Linked DNA regions of Homo sapiens: regions 1 and 3 are each linked to region 2. Evidence: chromatin loops called from intact Hi-C (ENCODE). Cell type or tissue: mammary epithelial cell. All regions are shown on one strand.

Region 1 (8,000 bases), 91 kb before region 2:
TAGCTGTGACTACAGGCGTGCACCACCATACTCAGCTAATTTTTTAAAAATCTTTTTTAGAGATGGGGGTCTCTCTCTGTTGCCCCGGCTGGTCTCATGGCTCAAGTGATCCTCCTACCTCAGCCTCCCAAAGTGCCGGGATTATAGGTGTAAACTACTGCACCCAGCCAAAGAAGAGTTTATTATCCATTTCTTCTTCCCTTTCCTCCTGCCCTTAAAAAATTACACAGTTCAGTGGGTAAAGTTGGATGACCTTTGGACATTATAACATGGCTACTTTTTTTGCAAAATTAAATCAGAAGTGGATGTGACTTTCTCAAATTGCATTCTTGGTGGGGCACAGTGGCTCATGCCTATAATCTCAACACTTTGGGAAGCTGAAGCGGGAGTATCACTTGAGACCAGAGGTTTAAGACCAGCCTAGGCAACATAGTGAGACCCCATCTCTACAAAAAATATTGGCCAGATGTGGTGGCATGGACCTATAATCCCAGTTACTTAGGAGGCTGAGGTGGGAGGATGGCTTGAGCCTGGGAGATTGAGGTTACAGTCAGTGGTGATTGCACCGCTGCCCTCCAGCCTAGGTGACAGAGCAAGACCCTGTCTTTTTTGGAGAAAGTCTTGCTCTATCACCTAGGCTGGAGCGCAGCGGTGCAATCACGGCTCACTGCAACCCCAAACCCCCAGGAGACAGGGTCTTGCTCTATCACAGGCTGTAGTGAGCCAAGATCAGGCCGCTGCACTGTAGCCTGAGCAACACAGTGAGATTCCATCTCAAATAATAATAATAATTAAGCTTAATGAAACCCCATAGTTAACAAGAAAATATAAAATTGTGTTCCTTATTTACTTAAAGTAGGGAAGTATGTAATACTTTGAAATACCTTTATAAAATGAAGTTTGGTCAATTAAGAGAACATTCTTTGTTTTTCAAACCTCTTTCTGCTTTCAACCTCACACAAAACTATAGGCAATTCAATAAAGGTATCACTTTACATTCCTACATAATTAATTTAGTATATTTCTCATTCATCTGAGAGCATGAATAAAATGTAAAAACAATATTTGGTCAAGAAACACTGCAATGCTAACTATAAGCAAGTTTATACATGAAATAAAAATCTCTAGTTTTAAAGAGATGTAATTTTTCAAAGTATTAAAAATGAATGGAAACTCTAGGACTTTTTTATCTTATTTTAAACTTCTATTTCTTTTTCATTTTATATATTTTTCCTTTTATTCTTAAATACTCTCCCATGCAAAAACCATAGGACTTTATCACCACAAAACCCTAGTGGGAATCAAGCAGTGAAAAAAAGCTTGAGTTCAGACTGTTACAACAATGACCAAACAATATGCCATGGTAATTTAAACTGAAGGAAAATGGACATTTAACTTGCCTCTAAGAGACCTGGGTTAACACCAACATAGGCTGTAGATTCAACCTAATGAGACTGGTCCCACTATAATCTATAAGAAATAGAATAAAACAGAAAGTATGGGAAATTTAATCAGCAGGAGCTAATGGAGAACTGCAAACAAAGTCAAAATTTGAAAATGGCACAAGTCAAAGATCCTACAGAAGGGCAATCATAAAAGCGACAGTAGTAATCTTTTTACCCAAAAAGGTTCTCCCAGATAGCAATCACTATCAACAGTGTCATCTTCCAATGTGAAGGTCAACAAAAAGAGAAGAGACAATATGGAGTATTAAAATGCAGAGTCATGAAAACAAATGAGCTGATATGACATCAAAGACATAATTTGGAAATGTCATTTCAAAAACACAATAGAAAAACAAGAGGAAGAAAGGCAATTAGTTAAAACACTACCTCATCACTACCATCACTATGCCTCCCTTTTAGCCAAGGAGTTGCATTCACACACTGACCTTGTAATTTCCATCTTCTCATGATTTTGAGGCAAACCTACTCCAAAGTGTTTTTCACATATGCATCTCACCAGCAAAAGCATTTCAAAACCAAAATATTAAAATTCCTCAGCTGAACTAAAATGAAAGAGGACATTTATGAAAGCTCAGTAAAAAGAATATGGAGATAAACTGGAAGGAAATCAGAAAATGTTTTTTGCAAAAAAATATGTCTATTAAGTATCAGACTAGACAACTAGTCTGAAAGGTAAAAGTGGAGGAATAAAAAACTCAGCACAAAAAGTTCTACACGTGTAAAATGTGAAGGATATACACATGAATTAGAGGAAGAGTCTCCGGGCTGGACAGCACAGTATTAAGAAAAATTCTTTACTAACCAGATTAAGGATAATTTGAGTTAATACATTGTTTCCACCTTTCTTCCTGGTATGTTCCTTAATCATGTGTCTAAATGTGAAAGGAAAATTTCTAATTTCCCTACATTTTCAAATATCCTGAAATCTCCAAAGAGCCTCCTTCTTGTAAAGCAATTGCTTTTGAAAAGTACTTTCAAGCAGTTTATCATCAATCTCATTTTAAAACGTTTACTTTTGAGAAAGATAATTCATTATAATTTCCTGAAATACTGAGCATCCTAAATTTTTCCAAATTAGCGGATGGGGATGGGAGTTAAGGGGGTTGGGGAGGCTGGCTGCTGGCCCAAATTTCCAGAATCTGATTTCCCTTTCCAAGAATCACAAGAGATAAGAAAAAAGAATTCAGGATAGCAAATAATCCATCTCATCTTAGTACCAAACAGTAAGTACACACATCTCCCACCAGTCTCCCACTCACCCTAGCCTCTCAGCCTAGGCTAGCCTCCATGCTTTTCCCAGTCTACTCCTGAATCGCTCCTAAGCTTTTGTCTCCGGGTCTTTGCTCTTGCTGCTCCCTAGCCTAGAGCACTTTTACCCCAGTATAGCTAAAGAAACAGCACCTTCACCTCTGTTGGGTTTTTCCTCCAGTGTTAGCTTCTCCATGAGGCCTTCTCAGGGCACTTAAAATTAACCCCTCCCCAAACCCCTATTATTCTATCTCCCTGACTCATTTTTTTCTTTCACATCGCTTACCACTACATCAAGTATTTTACCTATTTATCTGTCTAGAAATGAATTCCATACAGACAGGAATTGTTTGGTCTGTTTTGCTCCCAGTACTTAACAGTGTAGTAAGTGCTCAACAGGGTATCTGTCAAATAAATGAATGTATGAATGAATAAACAAATGAATGGAAGCACATGGTTCCTTCTCCCTCCCAAACCTCAAGAGTCTCAAATGCTGTCAGGTACCAAAAAGTCATGAAGCCCTCTCCTTTCTGGTGAAGCACTACCATCACCAGTGTATTCCTTGATGTTAAATTTCGAAAGAAACATCATGTGACATTTTTCCAGTTACGTGCCACTTTTAAATACTTTTCTAGTGTCCTCTTCTGTTGTCAACATCTGATGTAAAAGCCAAGTACATATTCCAGTTTGAGCACATCAGAAACTGCTACACCAACTAGTAAAACACGTAAAACCATCAATGAATAAGAGAAAGTATTTGTGTTCTAGGCAAAATGGACAAAATAAGGCCAAAGCTACAAATATTAGAAGGAGCAAAATTAATGTACAGAAAGAATGACAGAATTTTTTTTTCTAATCTAGGAAGTCATTTGATTCTAAAAAGGACATACTATATAAAGAAAGAATACCTTCCCCAGGCACAACATTGGGAATCAAAACTGCCTTAATTCAATGTATGTAGCTCTAGAAAGGAAGCTGTTCACAGCTTCTAGCCCCATACTCAATTTCTTGCAAGTTAAACTGGAATACTTACCTTTCTTACAGAGAGACTACGTGTGTTTAAGTGCTTTGACTTGCAGGAAAACGAAAACAACAAAATAAAAAACACAGTACTAAATAATTAACTGCAAAACAACGTTATTGCTTCCCAAACACGGTCATACGCTCCGCTTCTTTCATGCCCCCATTCCCTGTTCGCTTGATTTATGTTTCAGTCGCAAAACAAGTATTCAGAGTGCTTTTGGAAACTGACACTTAAGGATAATGCCCATTTCAACCTGATGTGAACATTTGGGTCCCCAAGGCTGCCATGGGCTCTAGTTTCCCAGCCTCGGTCCCAAGGTTCCGATCATGGTGGCTGCACCTCGCCTCAGGCCTGGTCCAGACCCAGTACTCTCGCCACGGAAGGAGTCTCCTCCGTCCAGATGCTCTGTGGGGAAGGCAGGAGCGCACCTCCCAGGGACCAGGTGTGGACAGGAGAGCCGGCAGGAGCAGCTGTCTGGCCGCAGCAGCTGTTACCGGGCCACCCCGAGACTGGGCGGGTGTCTGGCGCGGAGAAGCAAGCAGAGGAAGGCGAGCCCTCCAGCTCCGAGCAAGCCGGCCTGACACTGCCCACCCCACAACCCTCCTGCCTTGTTCGGCTCCCCTCGCAATGCCAAGAGGCCCTGGCCTAGGGGCTTCTCGGCTCCTCGCGGCCGTGACGCGCCAGGGCCCTCAGCGCCCCTCGCCCAGGAGGAGGCTCCCTCCGGCCCTGCACCTGACCTGTCCCGTCGCCTGACGGCCCAAGCCGGCCGGAGCGGCCTGTGGGTGTCCATGCGGCCGGGCCAGCTCGGGCAGGAGGAGCAGGGGCGCGAACGCGGACCGGAGACACAGGCGGCCCGGGACGCGGCGGCGGGGCCGGGGCGCGGAGCAGAGCCGGGCAGGGGAGCGACACGGAACGGCTGGTTACCTGCGGTCCGGGACAGGGAGTCTCAGAACCCCAGTCAGTCCTCAGCCTCAACAACACAAGATGGCCGACACGTCGCCACGCACGTCACGTGACCGCGCTCCCGCTCCGCCACGCCCCCTGCTCCGCCCCCGCCCCTTCCCGCTTCCCTCCCCACTCTCCAGTCTCCCACGACATCCTTCCTTTCCGCCACCACCCGCCCCTCTGCCCAGACACGCCCCTGCCCGAGACCCGGATGAAAGGTTGGAAGAGGGCGGGGCCGTGGCAGTGCGCAGGCTCCCGCTGACCCCTTGGCAGCAGCCGGGTACCTGCCCTTGAGTTGAGTGGTGTTGGTGTCCAGGGTTGGGCCCGGACCAGGCACCGTGTGACTCACTGTCCTGTACGCCCAGAGCTCTTTTGCAGTTCAAAAGCCTCTGCATCACTTGCGGGCTGGTTTTCCAAATTAGAACTTTTCCACAGCTTTTAGTCCGGCATTTTTCTTCGCAGTTGCCATCCTAGAGCGAATGGGAAAGCCGCAAAAGCTGAAATTCAAAGCAGTTTCTCTACTTGTTAACAGTTCTGGTAGAACTGGGAATTCATTTCAGAGTGTTGTACTGGGACAGCTGGAAAGGACTTGAGAGCTCTGATTCCTTCCTAGGACATCTGGGGCTATAACCCTTTTACCTAGAGATGAACTATTTTGGAATTGACAGATAAAATACAAGACACCCAGCAATATTTGGGGCACACACTGAAAAATTGTTCGTTGTTTTTCTGAAATTCAAATTTAATTGGGCGTCCTGTGTTTGCTAAATCTAGCAACTCTATCCTTAGGCATCCCATTCTTGCCTGTGTCTCCAACTTCTTCCTTCCTACAGGATCCTTCCTGTCAGCTTTAAAGATTACTTGTGTCTCCCATCTTAAAATGGAATGTTAAAAACTCCAATTCTCATGCCGGGCGCAGTGGCTCACACCTGTAATCTCAGCACTTTGGGAGGCGGAGGTGGGCGGATCACGAGGTCAGGAGATCGAGACCAGACCATCCTGGCTAACACGGTGAAATCCCGTCTCTACTAAAAATACAAAAAAAAATGTAGCCGGGCGTGGTGGCACGCACCTGCAGTCGCAGCTAGTCGGGAGGCTGAGGCAGGAGAATCGCTTGAACTGGGGAGGCAGACGTTGCAGTGAGCCGATATCGCGCCACTGCACTCCAGCCTGGCGACAGAGCAAGACTCCGTCTAAAACAAAAACAAAAACCTCCAATTCTCGGCCGGGCAGTGGCTCACGCCTGTAATCCCAGCACTTTGGGAGGCCGAGGCGGCGGATCACCTGAGGTTGGGAGTTTGAGACCAGCCTGACCAACATGGAGAAACCCCGTCTCTACTAAAAATACAAAATTAGCCGAGCGTGGTGGCGCATGCCTGTAATCCCAGCTACTTGGGTAGCTGAGGCAGGAGAATCGCTTGAACCCGGGATGCTGAGATTGCGGTGAGCCAAGATCGCGCCACTGCACGCCAGCCTGGGCAACAAGAGTGAAAATCCGTCTCGAAAAAAACAAATAAACAAACAAACAATCAAAAACACCAATTCTCCCTCCTGCGACCCTGTTCCCTTTCAAAGCCAAGCTGCACCAAAGAATTGTTTATATGCACTTTCTCCATTTCCACACCTGGCATGCAATCATCAACCACACCGATGTGGCTTCTGTCCTTTCCTATCTGCCTATTGCTTGCCCTAAGAACACCCCATCCTACAGGTTGATAACTGGAGTCTTTCAGTCCTCATCTTGACTTCGTGTTTCCCTGTCTTCAATATGATTGGCCTCTTCCTACTTTCTGAAACACTTTATTTATTTATTTATTTATTTTTGAGACAGTTTCGCTCTTGTTGCCCAGGCTGGAGTGCAATGGCGTGATCTCCGCTCACCGCAACCTCCGCCTCCCAGGTTCAAGCGATTCTCCTGCCTCACCCTCCCAAGTAACTGAGATTACAGGCATATGCCACCACGCCCGGCTAATTTTGTATTTTTAGTAGAGACGGGGTTTCTCCATATTGATCAGGCTGGTCTTGAACTCCCGACCTCAGGTGATCCGCCCACCTCGGCCTCCCAAAGTGCTGGGATTACAGACATGAGCCACCGCTCCCGGCCTTCTGAAACACTTTCTTCCCTTGACTTTTATACCCTTACCGCTCAAAGTGGTACAGTAGCATCAACATCACGTGGAGACTTGTTAGAAATACAGAAACTCAAAGGAGCCCTTCACAGTCCCATTCTGCAGAATTCTACCCCCATAGCTTGGGAAAACATAGAGAGATCCCATTTCTAAAAAAAAATAAATACATAATAATTAGCCAGGCGTGGTGGCGTGCACCTGCAGTCCTAGCTACTTGGGAGGCTGAGGATCACCAGCCCAGGAATACAAAGCTACAATGAGCTATGATCATGCCACTGCACTCCAGCCTGGGCAAAAGAGCAAGACCCTGTATCTAAAACAAACAATCAAAAAGAACTCTACCCATCATCCATGTTGTTCTCTTCTCCTTGATCTTCCCCCTGAACTAAGTGCTCCAGATAGGCCCATGTTAAAAGATTCGTAAACATGACATTATGTTTTAGCCTTTGCACATGCTGTTCCATCCTGCTGCAATGCCGTTCCCAACACTTACCCACTTCTCCCCAACCTGCAACTCCTGCCAGTCCATGTGTTACTGCCTCTGTGCCTCCATTAGACCAAAGAATTTACCCCTTGAGCTGTTATTTTTAAGGAAAAAAGTAATACTAATACTTGTTATGTACTGACCACCCCATTAAAAACTTTCCTTGCACTGTCTCATGTGATCCTAGTAAGAGCGCTATGGAGCAATCCAACCAGGCTTCTGAGAGAAGTGCTTACCATATCCAAATCTCAACCAGGATTTCCAAGCCCAGGCTGGCAAATTGTAGAACCCATGTCCCTAACCAACTTGTCATGCCACCTCTCTGATGCCATGCCACCTGTACATTGCCTATACATATATTTTTTAAATTAAGATATAATTTGCACACAATAAAATTTAGCACTTTTAGTGCACAGTTCTGCAACTTGAGACAAATATATACAAGTGGCCAGGCACGATGGCTCACGCCTGTAATACCAGCACTTTGGGAGGCTGAGGCAGTCAGATCACCTGAGTTCAGGAGTTCAAGACCAGCCTGGCCAACATGGTGAAACCCCATCTCTACTAAAAATACAAAAAAAAGTAGCTGAGCATGATAATGTAGAACTGTAGTTCCAGCTACTTGGGAGGCTGAGGTGGGAGGATCACTCGAGCCTGGGAAGCAGAGGTTACAGTGAACTGAGATTGTGTGCCACTGCACTCCA
Region 2 (8,000 bases):
CAGGCCAGAATGCAGTAATACAATCATAGCTCACTGCAGCCTCAACCTTCTGGGCTCAAGGGATCCCCTCATCTCAGCCTCCTGAGTATCTAGGACGATGGGTGCACACCACCACGCCTGGCTAAGTAAAAATAAAATTTGTAGAGATGAGGTCTCATTATGTTTCCCAGGCTGATCTCGAACTCATGGCCTCAAGCGATCTTTCCGCCTGTGCCTCCCAAAGTGCTGAGATTACAGGCGTGAGCCACTGTGCCCAGCTTAATGTCAGTATTTTCTTTTAGTCAGGTCTTGCTCTGTCACCCAGGCTGGAGTGTGTGGTGCGATCATGCCTCACAGCAGCCTTGACATCCCCAGGCTCAGATGATCCTCCCACCTCAGCCTCCTGAGTAGCCGCGACTACAGGCGCATGCCACCACACCCAGGTAATTTTTTAATTTTTACAGAAACGTAGTTTTGCCATGTTGCCCAGGGTGGTCTCGCACTCCTGAGCACAAGCAATCCACCTGCCTCAGGTTCCCAAAGTGTTGGGATTACAGGCGTGAGCCACCATGCCCTGCCAGCCCAGTATATTTTTTCGGGGCGGGGGGACGGAGTCTCACTCTGTCGCCCAGGCTGGAGTGCAGTGGTGCTATCTCATTGCAAGCTCCGCCTCCTGGGTTCAAGTGATTCTCCTGCCTCAGCCTCCTGAGTAGCTGAGATTACAGGCATGTGCCACCACACCTGGCGAATTTTGTGTTTTTATTAGAGACCTGTGTGTTGCTCCCTGTGGAATGACAGGGGCAGGGTCCTGACCAGGCCCTCTCTCCTCAGTGGCTGGAGGAGCTCACCTGCCCCTACTCCCCAGATAGGCCCAGCCTCAGGGATGGGAGGGCTTTCCGTCCCCAGAGGGGCACTCCCACACCCAACCTCCACAAGGAGCTGATGGCAGGTGGGCCTGGGGCCTCAGCCTTGCAGAACAAACCTGCTGTGATATAAACAAACAGGGACAGACACAGGCAACCCTGTCTGAAGGGTCCCCATTTCCCCAACTCGGGCTTTGGAGAACCCACAAGGACTACCCAGCCCCTCCTGGTATGTGGCGGGACAGGCGCTGTGCCCTGAGCCCTCTCCTTTCACCTTTGGGGTTTAATGCATGTGTGAGGGTTGGAGAAGGAGCCAGTGTTTTGGGGACGCTGCCCCTGTCATTCCACAGGGAGCAACCACAGTGACCTTGGTAAGTATCAAAGGCAAACGGTGCTTCTCCCACGTTACTCTCTCCTCTGAGAAAGGAGACCCGGAGGAGCTTCAGCCACCACTCCCCTGGCCGGGTCCCTGCAGAGGCCTCAGGGCACACCTGGAGTTTTTGTGTTGTGTGCCAAAAGGTAAGGCCAGAAAGGTGAGGATTGATTGTGTGTCGGGACTGTTTCCGTCTCATCTTGGGTGAGTCTTGCATCAAGGGAGATGCCTGGGCTGGGCTGAAGGTGAAGGAGCAGGAGGCCTTTGGGAGTGGAAGAGGCTGAGTGTGGCTCAGGTGAGGAGGCCGAGACTTCCTCCTTGGCTGTCTCTGGGTTTAACTCTGGTCAAGACAGATATCCTTCCTACTGGGGGGCCACTTAGGGGGGCTTTAGTCAATTCATCTCTGAATCCCTGGTACCCAACACCATGCCTGGCACACTTAGGCACTGCAACAAAATGATAAAGGAAGGAACTAACAAATAATTGAAGTGAAAATTTATATTTCACTTGACCTTGCCTTCCCTGATCAGACTATGTTTGCAAACACTTCATTTTCACTTTAAGAACTCATGCATCTTGGCTGGGTGCAGTGGCTCATGCCTGTAATCCCAGCACCTTGGGAGGCTGAAGCAGGCAGATCACCTGAGGTCAGGAGTTCAAGACCAGCCTGGCCAACATGGCGAAACCCTGTCTCTACTAAAAATATAAAAAATTAGCCGGGCATGGTGGTGGGCGCCTGTAATCCCAATAACTCGGGAGGCTGAGACAGGAGAATCACCTGAACCCAGGAGGCAGAGGGTGCAGTGAGCCGAGATTGCACCACTTCACTCCAGCCTGGGTGACAGAGCAAGACTCCATCTAAAAAAAAAAAAAAAAAAAAAAAAGAACTTATGCATCTCATGTTTTAAACATTTTTTTGGTCTTGTAATAGAAGAGATTCATCCATTCAAATGTATTGTGATAGTGATATGTTTCAAAATGCTTTTTCATTGTATTTTATTTTATTTTTTGAGATGGAGTCTTGCTCTGTTGCCAGGCTGGAGTGCAGTGGCGCGATCCCGGCTTACTGTAACCTCAGCCTCCTGGGTTCAAGCGATTCTCTTGCCTCAGCCTCCTGAGTAGCTGGGACCACCGGCATGAGCCACCACACCCAGCTAATTTTTGTACTTTTTAGTATAGACGGGGTTTCACCATATTGGCCAGGCTGGTCTTGAACTCCTGACCTCATTTTCCGCCCGCCTCCGCCTCTCAAAGTGCTGGCATTACAGGCGTGAGCCACTGGGCCCGGCTGTTTTCTGGTTTTTCTTTCCCTCTCTTTGCAATGCTGATCAAGTGTTTTCTTCTCTTTTTCCCAAGTACAATTGGCTCCCCATTCCCATGGGATTCAACCAACCATAGATCAAAAATATTCAGGAAAAAATATAACAATAAAAATCATACAAATAAAAAACAATACAGCAGGACAACTATCTACATAGCATTTACATTGTATTAGGTATTATAAGTAATCTAAAGATGATTTAAGTATATGTAGGTTATATGCAAATACTACACCAATTCATTTATTTATTTATTTTGAGATGAAGTCTCGCTCAGGCTGGAGTGCAGTGACCCAATCTTGACTCACTGCAACCTCCGCCTCCCGGATTCAAGTGATTCTCCCACCTCAGCCTCCTAAGTAGCTGGGATTACAGATGTGCACCACCACGCCAGGCTAATTTTTGTATTTTTAGTAGAGACGGGGTTTCACCATGTTGGCCAGGCTAGTCTTGAACTCCTGACTTCAAGTGAACCACCTGCCTTGGCCTCCCAAAGTGCTGGGATTACAGGCATGAGCCACCACGCCCGGCCTACAGCAATTTATATAAGGGACTTGATTCCATGGATTTGGTATGGGAGTCCTAGAACCAGTGCCTCCTCAGATACTGAGGACTGTAGTTCCATATTATCTTGTTAGTGGTTACCTTCAATTCATTTTATTTGACTTTTAATTAATTAATTAAAAAAAATAGAGACAGGGTCTTGCTGTGTTGCCCAGGCTGGTCTAGAACTCCTGGACTCAAGCTGTCCTCCCGACTTGGCCTCTCAAAGTGCTGGGATCATAGGCGTGAGCCACCACGCCTGGCCCTAACCTTAAATTAAAAAAAAAAAAAATTTTAGCCTGTATTTTCTTTCCTTTTTTTTTGAGATAGGGTCTTGCTCTGTTGCCCAGGCTGGAGTGCAGTGGCCCAATCACAGCTCACTGCAGCCTTGATGCTGGGCTTAAGCTATTCTCTCACCTCAGTCTCCTGATTAGTTGGGACTATAAGCGCATGGCACTACACCCAGCTAATTTTTTTTTTTTTTTGAGACATTCTCGCTCTGTTACCCAGGGTGGAGTACAGTGGTGCGATCTCGGCTAAGTGCAGCCTCCGCCTCCCAGGTTCAAGTGATTCTCCTGCCTCAGCCTCCCGAGTATCTGGGGTAACAGTTGCCTGCTACCACGCCAGGCTTTTTTTTTTTTTTTAATTTTTAGGAGAGACGGGGCTTCACCATGTTGGCCAGGCTGGTCTTGAACTCCTGACCTCAGGTGATCCCCACCCGCCTCGGCCCCCCAAAGTGCTGAGATTACAGGCCTGAGCCACCGCGCCCAGCCCGACCGGCTAATTTTTAAATCTTTTGTACAGATAGGATCTCACTATGTTGCCCAGGCTGGTGTCAAAATCCTGGGCTCAAGTGATCCGACTGCCCTGGCTTCCCAAAGTGCTGGAATTACAGGCATGAGCCATTTAGAAATAAAATGGGCCAGACGTGGTGGCCTGGACCTGTAGTCCCAGCACTTCGGGAGGCTGAGGTGGGAGAATCGCTTTAGCCCGGGAGGTGGACGTTGTAGTGAGCCGTGATCGCGCCACTGCAGCCTGGGCGACAGAGCCAGACCGTCTCAAAAGAAAAAACATAATAAGAAAAAAAAAAAGTTATGATGTGTCTCCAGATTGGGGTGTGCCACTGAGGCCCATTCCGTGCACCCCAACTTTATTTTTTTTTAATTTTTATTTTATTTTATTTTTTTGAGACGGAGTCTCGCTCTGTCGCCCAGGCTGGAGTGCAGTGGCGCAATCTCAGCTCACTGCAAGTTCCGCCTCCCGGGTTCACGGCATTCTCCTACCTCAGCCTCCCCAGTAGCTGGGACCACAGGCGCCCGCCACCACGCCCGGCTAATTTTTTTTTTTTTTTTTTTTTAGTAGAGACGGGGTTTCACCATCCACAGGATGGTCTCGATCTCCTGACCTTGTGATCCGCCCGCCTCAGCCTCCCAAAGTGCTGGGATTACAGGCTGAGCCACCGCGCCCGGTCGCACCCCAACTTTAAAGATGAGGGTCGGTGCAGGTGAGGAACCTGCTCAGGGTCCCCCAGCCCCAGCGCCGGGTCTACCCACGACTGGGAGCGGAGGATGGCGGTGAGTAAAAAAAGAAACCTTCCTCATTCACTGACATTCCAGGGGAGGACGATGGGGACTTCAGCACACCCTGGGATTGCTGCAGGCTGGGGTGTCTCTCAAGAGTTTCGAGTTTAGATTCTCTGGGAGACCAGCCGGCGCGGAGAAGGCTTAAAAGCCCAGCCGATCGCAGACCGTGCGCGGGGCAGGGAAGCGAGGGCCGGGAGTGCCCTCCGGTGGCGAAAGCCAGGAATTACCGCGCACCTATTCTGGACCAGAGTAAAAATCGCCTGGAAAACGTCGAAAATCGTAGACTCTCAAGGGTGAAAGGGGATTTAAAGAGCACTTACTGCAACTCTCCCATCGTATGTCTGGGGACTGTCAGCGTTACAGATCTTGGCCTTCACAGGGACAGTACGGAGAAAGGCAAGCAGCCGCCAAGGCCGGGGTATCCGCCTGCACTTAGCGGGGCTCTCGGAAGCCGGCCTGGGGATGAGCCAGGCGTCCTCGGGCCTGGTGCTGGCGCCTGGCGCGCCCTCTGCTGGATACCGCCGCCTTGTCAGTGACTCGAAATTTGCTCAGAACCGATTTTTTTTTTTTTTTTTTTTGATATGGAGTCTCGCTCTGTCGGCCAGGCTGGAGTGCAGTGGCGCAATCTCGGTTCACTGCAACCTACGCCTCCCGGGTTCAAGCGATTATCCTGCCTCAGCCTCCAGAGTAACTGGGATTACAGGCGCGCATCACCACACCCAGCTCATTTTTGTATTTTTAGCAGAAATGGGGTTTCACCATGTTGGCCAAGCTAGTCTCGAATTCCTGACCTCAAGTGATCCTCCCACCTTGGCCTCCTAAAGTGTTGGGATTACAGGCGTGAGCCACCGCACCCGGCCCCGAACCGAATATCATACCCACAGCATTATTCATTCAGCAATGTTTTTCTGGTACTGAGGAGCCACGTCCTTACGGCGAGAGGAAGCTGGGGGGCCACAGAGCAAACTGTCTGATCACTTGGTTTCTAATCCTTCCCTCCCTCCCTCCCGCCCTCCCTCTCTCTCTCTCTCTTTTTTTTTTTTTTAGACAGAGTCTCGCTCTGTTGCCCAGGCTGGAGTGCCGTAGCGCAATCTTGGCTCACTGCAACCTCCGCCTCCTGGATTCAAGCAATTCTCCTGCCTCAGCCTCCTGAGTAGCTGGGATTACAGACCCATGCCACCACGCCCGGCTAATTTTTGTATTTTTAGTAGAGACGGGGTTTCACCATGTTGGTCAGGTTGGTCTCAAACTCCTGACCTCGTGATCCACCCGCCTCGGCCTCCCAAAGTGCTGGGATTACTGGCGTGAGCCACCACACCCGGCCTCTTTTTTTTTTTTTGACGGAGTCTCCCTCTGTCGCCCAGGCTAGAGTGCAGTGGCATGATCTCGGCTCAGTTGCAACCTCTGCCTCCCAGGTTCAAGAGATTCTCCTGCCTCAGCTTCCCGAGTAGCTGGGATTACAGGTGCGTGCTGCCACGCCTGGCTAATTTTTTTGTATTTTTAGCAGAGACAGGGTTTCACCATATAGGTCAGGCTGGTCTCGCACTCCTGACCTCAGGTGATCCACCCACCTCAGCCTCCCAAAATGCTGGGATTACAGATGTGAGCCACTGCACGCGGCCTGGCCCCTAATTCTTTAACATCCCACTAAGACAGGGGGCTCTGGCATAGCATCTGGGTGTCTGACTCCATCACCTCTGGGGAAGAAAGCAAAGGTGGTGAGAAGACGCTGGAACCGGCCAGCCCTGGAGGCGGGGTCGGCTGGGGCACCTCCTTCCTGGCCTCTGCGCCTACTAGACGCCTAGGCTGGTAAGGTGCTTCCTTATCTGTAAAATGGGACCACAATGATCTGGCTATCAGGGCTGGGAAGGCTTGAATGAGCTTATGTACTCGGAAGAGCCTGCTGGGCCTGAAGGGGAAGGGCACTGTGGGAAGCGTGGTGTCAGTGCCAGGACTTAGGGAGAAAAAGAGGCCTCAGGCTCCTGGCCCCAGGCATGTGTGTTTCCCCATCTTGCTGAGCTGTGGGAAGTGGGAAGCTGGAAGAGAAGGGAAGAGGATGAGCCGTGTTTCAGACCCTGAATGTTGAATGTGGGGTGACAGTGAAGTCTCGTGTCTACTGGGCAGGTAGGGTAGGGAGAGAGACAAGAGCCTGGGTACCACAGAAGACGACCACCTGAGGTCTTGTTGGCATGAGATGGAGGAGCAGAGAGGGGAGGATCTGACCCACGGCCCAGGCAGGAGATCAGGAGACCCACCCTGAAATGAGAGTGAGACGGGTGTTCTCCAGGCCACGGACGATGCAGAACCCGGCAGGGTGGGCTGGAGGCTCCAGGAGAGAGCGGTGGCAAAAGAGTGGTGTCTGCTGCCCCAGAGCGTTCATTTCAGAGGCTGGAGAGGGAAGAAAATCAAGAAGGAAGGAGGTGGCCGCGAGCAGCTGTTTTTAGCTGAGAAAGGAGAAATCAGTGAAGGGTAAGACGAATAAAAGATAGAAGGGGACAGGAAACTGTCTTTTTAAAGGAAAAGATCATTTGGTACCTATGAAGAAGCATCTGATGAAGGTCAACATCCACCCCTGATAGAAACTTTGGGTAAATTAGCAGTAGAATGATTCCTTGAGTGAATATGAAGAAGAATCCTCTCTAGGTAGCTGTAGGAAATCCTAGAAGCACTGAAGTTCAGTCTACAAGGAATAAATCCCAGTGGCACTGCAATCATTTGACATTTTTTTCTGGATATTGTGGCCAACGCAATGACACACAAAAATAAAGTAGTGTAATGACTGGGAAAGGGAGAGGCAACAATTATCATGATTTAAAGCCAAAAAACTCAGAGCCACCAGCCTCTCCACAAAACGAAATAAAACAAAAGTCTCACAAAAGCCAAAGCATTGTCATCCGAGGAGAGCGAGGGGGAAGAAAACTTAGTAGTTTTTCTTCTTCTCTTCCTCCTTCTCCTCCTCCTCTTCCTTCTTTCTTCTTCATTTCTTCTTCTTCCTCTTCTTTCTTCCTCCTCCTCCTTCCTCCTCTTTCCTCCTCCTCTTCTTCTTCCTTCCTCCTTCCTCCTTCCACCTCCTCCTCCTCCTCCTCTTCTTCTTCTTCTTCTTCTTCTTTCTTCTTTTTTTTTTTTTTAATAGAGATGGGGTCTCACTTTGTTGCCCAGGCTGGTCTCAAGCTTCTGGGTTCAAGCAATCCTCCCACCTCAGCCTCCCAAAATGCTGGGATTACAAGGGTGAGCTGCCACACCCAGCCAATTGATTGGTTTTTGGTGGGGAGAAATTCACACACATTTCTTGATAACCCGAGGTCATAGAAGATTTTGTATTGTTGAGAGTGCAGTAGGA
Region 3 (8,000 bases), 140 kb before region 2:
TGTCCTTAAGGATCTACAAACGTTTCCAAATAATACTCAAAAGCTACAGATACTACAGCAAAATCTAGTCAACTAATAAGCATCAACATACCAAGAAATAGAAGAAAGCAGACCTATGAGGATGCAGGATAATCCTTAGAGCATAAATAGTAACTTCCTATTTTCATGCCTTAGCAGGAAAAGAATAAGAGTTTGCTGGGGCTCAGAGCTAATCACAAACCTGTTCTTCTTCTGTAAAGGGTACCAGAGCCAATGGTGGAAGGGGTTCCTCCTGGAGGATAGGCAGAAATTCTTTATCCAGAAGGTCTGAAGGTATCTGTAGGACCAAACACATGATTATGAGATTAATGCTATTTCTGCAATAAGAAGAAATACAAGAAGATAAATCCAAGAAAGAATACTCTTCTATTTATTGTTGATTATTATAAATACAGATTAATGCTTATTCAGCCATAATTGACTTCTATAGTCCTTATACATTTTGAGAGAGTCAATATTAAAAACCCCAGTCAATACTCCCCAGCTTCTCAAGTGATTGCCACTTTTGGATTTAGCACTAACTCTGCTATACCAGAGCACAAAGTAGAGGAATAAAAGTCTCTACATTAAATGCAAAGCAGAAGATGATAAGGAGAGTTTTATAAGCAACTGTATGTGTCCTTAGCAACCATCATTAAAATCTGAAATTCTCGATCACTGAAAAACAAAGTATACTGGAGGTGGGGCATTGTGGCTCACGCCTGTAATCCCAGCACTTTTGGAGGCCAAGGCAGGCAGATCACTTGAGGGCAGAAGTTGGAGACCAGCCTGGCCAACATGGTGAAATCCCATCTCTACCAAAAATACAAAAAAATTAGCCAAGCGTGGGAACGCATATCTATAATCCCAGCTACTCAGGAGGCTGAGGCACAAGAATCACCTGAACCTGGGTTGCAGAGGTTGCAGTGAGATGAGATCACGCCACTGCACTCCAGCCTGGGTGACTGAGCCAGACTCTGTCTCAAAAAAAAAGTATATTGGGAAAAAATACAAAATATTATTTCTTACTAGTCAGTGAGTAAGATAAAAGTCATAACAAAAGTATATTTTACACTGTTTCAGTTTTGATCTAAGTGACACAAATGTAGTGTTACATTTTAAGGTTTTGTCTCCACTGAAAATTTTATATAGCCGAAGGTGCTCCTCCTGTTGGCTCTTTATTTTTAAGTGGCAAGTAGGATAAGAGGTACAATAAAGAGAAAGGAAAAATTCTTCATTTCTTAGCCACTGAACTAGGATACAAATAGACATGAAAGGGGGGTTAAGAGGAAGTTAGCTAGAGAAGGCAGTAAGTGCTGACTACTCTCCTGTTTCCATGAAGCTGCCTAAAATATAGTGTGTGATAACACTTAGAAGATCCTCTGTTAACTATTGCAGGCTTCAAAGCAGGGAAACAGTTAAGGTGGAAAGGCATGGGTCAATACATTAGTAAAATAAATCAGTTTTCATGTATCAGTACATCATGGTATATATCCCAAAGTCTCATTCACAATTTTGAACTCTTTTCCTACTTTCTTACCTTGTTGTCTTTAAGGAAAAGTGCTAACATTTCTTCTCTGCCGTAACGATAATCTGCTAATTTATACTTCGGCAATGCTGGAGAAAGAGGAGGGGATGTAATACTCCCACCACTGGACAGAGCTCGGAGCCTAGAATAGAAAAGACAGAGAATATGTCAAACATTCTGGTGCTACAGACTTTTTATACTATACACTGTCAAAAAAAATTCATTTTAGTTCTTTAGAAGAGCAAAAAGAAATCCTACTATCTCAAAGTATCAGACTTTAGCTTTAATACAATCTTTTGTCATGGCACGCTAAAAGGGCAGTTTATTGAGAGATAACTAGACAACCATGTGGCAATTCCTTAACTTAAAAGGCATCACGGCTATGTCCCCCAGAAGCTTAGAGAATGAAAAAGGGACACATTTTTCCAAATTTTAAAAGGCGCATATGATTAAAACAAAAGTGAGATACTACCTTACACTCACTAGATTCATAAAACTTAATAAGTCTGATAATACCAGGTGTTGGTAAGGATGTAAAACAATGGAAACTTTCAAGTAGTGTTTGTGGTATTATAAACTGAAATAATCACTTCAAAGAATGATTTGATAATAGCTAATTATTTAATTATCTATTTGGCAATTTGGTAATAGCTAAAATATTTAATAAAGTATGCTATACAAAAGAAAAATCAAAACACAGCCTATAGTAATGATAATTTTTATATAAAATGCATAAACCTGCAGCTAGGTTTATACTGTTTCAAGACATACAAACTGCAGCAAAAGCATAGAAACAAACATGAAATTGACAAATACAACATTTAGAATAAGGTTATATCTGCAAAAGATTAAGATTATAAAGGCAGCTTTAATTGTACCTACAATGTTTTATTTTTGTAGCTTGCCAATGAATACATGGGTGTTTATCACAATTTATATTTTTATATGCCTGAAATATTTCACAACGTTTTTAATAAAAGCAATTAATGGTCAGTGTAGAGAATCTGAAAATGCAGTAAAGTACAAAGAGAAATTGAAAACTACATGTACTGCTAAGAAGACAAATAAAAAATATACTCCAAACTGATAAGAAAAGTTGCCTCTAAAGAACAGAACTTGGGGAAAAGGGACTATTTTGTTTAATTTTAAAATAATATATTTTTATGGGGAAAAAGGGAAGAAAACTTCAGCAAAAAATGGCGAGTAAGATTCTACTGTAGCACTGTGTCAGACAGCAAGTGGAAAAACTAACATCAGGAGTAGCTGATATCAAGCATGAAAGGGACCAAGCTACTTTAATTCTAGTTTAGACTAAGGAAAAATTCAATAGAAGCATTGAAATATGTGCCCAAAACTGCTAAGCTTTATTCACAAAGCAAAAAAGAAGGGAATAATCTACTAAATTATGACACATTAAATATTAATATGAAGGCCAAGTAAAACACAGTAAATATGTGCACATTATTAAAAATAGCGTATGCATAGTAAACAGTAAAATGTGTTTACAAGAATAAAGTAATATTTAAAGAAAAAATATGCATTAGTAAAGTGAGACTGTTGGGGTGGGATTTTTTTTTTTTACTTATTGTGGAAAATTTTTTGTATTTTCATAAATGCACCAAAAAGCAGATGACAAACTCCCGTGTAATTTTTGTATTTTCTGTAGAGACAGGGTCTCACTATATTGCCCAACCTAGTCTCAAACTCTGGGCCTCAAGCAATCCTCCCACCTTGGCCTCTCGAAGTGCTGAGATTACAGGCATGAGCCACCATGCCTGACCCAAAACATTTTTTTAAAGTCTGGGTTTTGCTGATTTTATCCATGATATAATTAAACATTTTTCTGTCTTTTGCATTTCATGTAAACTGGTGACTGAGTATAGAGATTTTGAGATTTTCATCAATTTGGGTTCTTTTTTGGCAATACTTCGTATGTAGTGGTATGTTATTCCATCAAGAGGCACACATTGTGATGACGTGTTTGTGATACTTGCAGTAATTTATGATCAATGCTTGGTTCCCTAAGTTCACTAAGGTTGTAAGTGATTATATTCTTTCATTCCTCCCTTATGTATTAGCTGGAATACTTCTGCAAAGATAAATTTTCCTCTTATACTACCTGGTATAGTTACCAAATAATACTGCTTAATACAAGAAAGGAGGGAAAAAGCCTTAATTCTTATTTGTTTTCAAAATAACGACTAGGTTCACTTGCACCTTCCAACAGTGTCCAACAGTAACACATTATTTTATTAATATATTTCAATTCACAGCAATTATTAACAGTGTTCAAACTGTCTCATCTTTGAAGAGTGGGAGACTCTTCAGGTTGGCTCCTGGGTCCTTTTGACATGACCCTAGCAGTCTTCAACAGCTTCTTTTCTATCTGGTATGTCAGAATGTTCCAGGTTCATCTTGTATTTTTCTTGCCTCAGACCTGAAATCAATCATTTCCAGGGAGCCCTGGATTCACTTTCATTTATAGAAATACCACAACCTGGGTTCTGGGACTGCTCACTGCTACTCTGTTTCCTTTGCAAATATTCTTGGGCTTGGAGGTCATTTAGTTCAACCCCCATAAAACAAGTTAAACAACCAGGTAAGCAAACAACATACCCACAAAGGAATGGTCCAATCACTCCTTCCAAGAAGAAAGGAACTACCCCAGTACCTTCCAAGAAACTGCTTTTTATTAGATTCCTGTAAAGTTGGGCTCTTTACTGAAGAAGTGGAATTAATATCCACTGAACACTGAAGCTGAAAATTTCACACGTGAACTAGCTCATTTAATCTAATTTAACCTTCACAACAACCCAAACATAACAGATAAAAATAAAGCTGAAGGGTTAAACAACTTGTCCACAGTCACGGGCAGCAGAACAAAGATTCAAACCTAGGTTTTTATTACTAAAAAGACCACAATTGACCGGTTGCAGGTTAGCTCACACTTGTAATCCCAACACTTGGGAAGCTAAGGAGTGTGGATCACTTCAGTACAAGAGTTCAAGACCAGCCTGGGCAACACGATGAAACCCCATCTTGACAAAAAATACAAAAATTAGCCAGGTATGGTGGCTCATGCCTCTGGTCCCAGCTACTCAGGAGGCTGAGGTGGGAGGACTGCTCGAGCCTGGGAGGTCAAGGCTGCAGTGAACAGCCACTGCACTCCAGCCTAGGTGACAAAGCAAGACCCTGTCTCAAAAAAAAAAAGAAAGAAAGAAAGAAAGAAAAAAAAACACAATCTTTCCAACAATTAGGTCTCAAAATCCTATTTAAAATAGCCAGTTTAAAATATACATATATTTTATTAGAACTTGTTTTAAAATATCTTCCTTAACACCAAACCAACATGTTTCCCAACAGTTTCTACCACTGGAGTACACATCTAAGCACTCTTTCAAATGAAAATCATTCTGGTATTGGCAAATAATCACCATGTCTCCCCAAAGACTCCTTCTCATGGCCTAACATTCCTAATTTCTTCAATTGCTGCTCACAATAAGATTTCAAATGTATTCACCACCCTGTCCCTTCCAATGGATCACCAATGGTTTTCCAATGCCCAAGACTAAACATTTCTTATAGTCACCAGATTTATTAAGAGTAACACAGGCCAGGTGCAGTAGCCCATGCTTGTAATCCCAGCACTTTGGGAGGTTGAGGCAGGTGGATCACTTGAGACCAGGAGTTTGAGACCAGTCCAGGCAACACAGTGAGATCCTGTCTCTCCAAAAATAAAAAAAATTAGCAGAGCATGGTGGTGCACGCCTGTAGTCCCAGCTATTTGGAAGGCTGAGGTGGGAAGATCGCTTGAGCCTCAGGAGGTAGAGGCTGCAGTGAGCCATGATCGCAACACTGCATTCCACCTTGGCTGAGAGTGAGACTCTGTCTCCAAAAAATAAAAAATACAAAAATAACACAATAACACAATCAGAGATTTCCTTCAGGTGCTATGAAAAGAAACTGAGGCAAACTGGCAGTAACTCAAACTAAAAGACAGTTGCCTGAGTTAGGATAATGGCTGTACTATGATTCAATAATCGACAAATTCAATTCCAAGTCCCTCTTCACCTGCAGATACTTAGAAAAGCTAAAACATATTTGGGTAATATTCTTCACTAAAAATCCACCTGAGAACTCATGAACACAAAGAAGGGAATGATAGACACTGGGGTCTACTTGGGGGTGGAAGGCAGGAGGAGGGAGAGGAGCACGAAAAACCACTGGGTACTCGGTGTAACACTTGGGTGATGAAATAATCTGTACAACAAACCCCCATTGACACAAGTTTACCTACATAACCTTCACATGTACCCCCGAACCTAAAAGTTAAAAAAATCCACATATGATCTTTATCTCCTCCATACAACCCTCTCTTCTAGAAATTTAATCCCTATGTGCTTTCGTCTGTCTCTAAACATATCTCCTCATTTGTTTAAAACTTTTGATACAGCCATTTCCCTTCTAGCTATGCACTGTTCATCTTTCCTCTTCATCTAGAAACATCTCTACTTCCTCGCTTCTCAGTCACTTCAAAACGCAGTGTGCCTGGTTTCTCCTGCCACTCCACTAGCTCCTGCACTGTTCATCAATAACCTCAACACTGCCAATTCTACCATGGGTAGTAAATAAGTGGCAGCAGCAGGCCCCCCAAAGCCCCATGATACTCCCAAAATCTTCGCTTGGTAAGTGTTGTCCAAAATCCAAACTTCAGCTTATGAAAGCAATTTGGATAGTCAATAAACAATGTGTGAAGGTGTGGGAGTCAAAAGGCACTTCTATGTAAGCTTGTGATTCTCAAGTCCAGCTGTGACCTCTCCTATAGTCAGGCTTTCATACACAACCATGTAAAGCCCATCAGGTTCAATATGCCCAAAACCCTAACCCTACTCATCAACTTATTCATCCAACCCATTCACTGCCCATATTCTCAAACATAGTTAAGGACATCCCAATCTAATCAGCCACTGGATTAAAAATCTGGGATTCATACTTTACTCCTCACCTTCTACCATCTCTCATACCCAATTACCATGTCCTATTAGTTTTAAATCCTCAGTCTCTCAAGTCTTCCCCTGATCCAACTAACCTAATTTTTATTCACACTTTTATTTCCCACCTGGACTGCTGCAAATGCATCCTGAACGATTTTACTAGTCTTAATCTCCTACGTTACTAAGAACTATTTATTTATTTATTTATTTTTGAGACAGAGGCTCACTCTGTTACCCAGGCTGGAGTGCAGTGGCACTATCTCAGCTCAGCTCAGCTCACTGCAACCTCCACCTCCCAGGTTTAAGCAGTTCTCCTGCCTCAGCCTCCTGCGTAGTTGGGATTACAGGCACACGCCACCACACCTGGCTAATTTTTGTATTTTTAGTAGAGATGGGGTTTCCCCATATTTGTCAGGCTGGTCTTGAACTCCTGACCTCAGGTGATCCACCCGCCTCAGTCTCCCAAAGTGTTGGGATTATAGGGGTGAGCCACTGCGCCCAGCCCCAATTCTTTTTTCACTGGCACACAATGACCAATAAAACCCAAGCCTTGTTAACAGAAGGGCTGCCTCCAAGCTCTTATCTCCCACACTTCACATAATAAAGGTAAACATTATGCATCATGAAGTTCCTCTCTTAAATCAGTTCCTTGCCTTATGTTCACACACGTCCTTTCTGCTATCAGGAATATTCTTCCTAATCTTTTTCACCAACAGGGTAGAGAGAGGTGCTAGGAAGGAGATGTTAAGTGGGAAGGAGAAAGGAAGAATAAGGAGAGCTGGAAAGAGAGTCGGAGGAAGGGAGGGAAAAAGAGAATTTGAGATCCTCAAGGCCTTGCTAAACACAAGTTCCTGTCCAGCCTTCATGAAACTAAGAGGCTAGTAGAAGAATATAATAAAGTCATATAAGTGGACATAGAGATATTGAAGGATTTTAGAGAAGTCTTGATCTAATTTACATTTTAAGATTACTCTGCCTGCTGTGAGGAAAACAAATAGAAGACAAAAATGGAAGCCAGGGGCCAGGCACAGTGGCTCACATCTGTAATCCCAACACTGTAGGAGGCCAAGGAGGGCAGATCACTTGAGGTCAGGAATTCAAGACCAGCCTGGCCAATATGGTAAAGCTCCATCTCTACTAAAAAATACAAGTATTAGTCAGGCGTGGTGATGCATGCCTATAGTCCCAGCTACTTGGGAGCCTGAAGCAGGAGAATCGCTTGAACTCAGGAAGCAGAAGTTGCAGTGAGCCGAGATCACACCACTGCACCGCAGCTTGGGTGACAGAGTGAGATTCCATTTCAAACAAAAAAAAAGAAAAAAAAAAAAGGAAGCCAGGAAACATCAGTAGGCCACTGGTGCAAAAATTTATGTTAGAAATGGTGGCAACTTTCACTAAGGTGATAGCAATAGAGATTCAGAGAAATGAACAGATTCCAGAGATACTGTAGAGATAAAATT

What was found. Hi-C counts contacts between places; a loop is a spot of excess contacts. Peaks named below come from ENCODE experiments on the same cell type or tissue, not always from the same donor. Only the 100,000 strongest peaks of a DNase experiment are listed, where the experiment ranks them.
Region 1: it touches region 2 in a loop (7-fold over the local background); 23 of 110 quality-filtered maps call a loop at or near these places.
Region 3: it touches region 2 in a loop (2.9-fold over the local background); 2 of 110 quality-filtered maps call a loop at or near these places.

Annotation. Positions count from the first base shown.
Region 1 is chr2:232,694,055-232,702,054 of GRCh38, reverse strand. GIGYF2 (GRB10 interacting GYF protein 2) reads right to left here and starts at 4,724. Exons shown (of 29, transcript NM_001103146.3): 1 at 4,663-4,724. RefSeq lists enhancers at 3,526-4,220, 4,221-4,917 and silencers at 4,422-4,751, 4,782-4,871. In mammary epithelial cell, no CTCF peak of the experiment used is centred here; DNase peaks (open chromatin) are centred at 4,294 and 4,884; H3K4me3 peaks cover 2,500 bases; H3K27ac peaks cover 2,581 bases.
Region 2 is chr2:232,603,154-232,611,153 of GRCh38, reverse strand. It overlaps LOC105373929 (a long non-coding RNA gene), which reads left to right. Exons shown (of 5, transcript NR_187951.1): 2 at 355-422. It also overlaps a transcript of EFHD1 not described here. Among named protein-coding and RNA genes, the nearest start is that of EFHD1, 26 kb to the left of the region's middle. RefSeq lists enhancers at 5,069-5,238, 5,279-5,328. In mammary epithelial cell, CTCF peaks have their summits at 4,856 (motif pointing left) and 5,183 (motif pointing left); a DNase peak (open chromatin) is centred at 4,873; H3K4me3 peaks cover 714 bases; H3K27ac peaks cover 336 bases.
Region 3 is chr2:232,741,303-232,749,302 of GRCh38, reverse strand. GIGYF2 (GRB10 interacting GYF protein 2) reads right to left here. Exons shown (of 29, transcript NM_001103146.3): 4 at 1,559-1,688; 5 at 221-316. Among named protein-coding and RNA genes, the nearest start is that of KCNJ13, 31 kb to the left of the region's middle. In mammary epithelial cell, no CTCF peak of the experiment used is centred here; no DNase peak of the experiment used is centred here.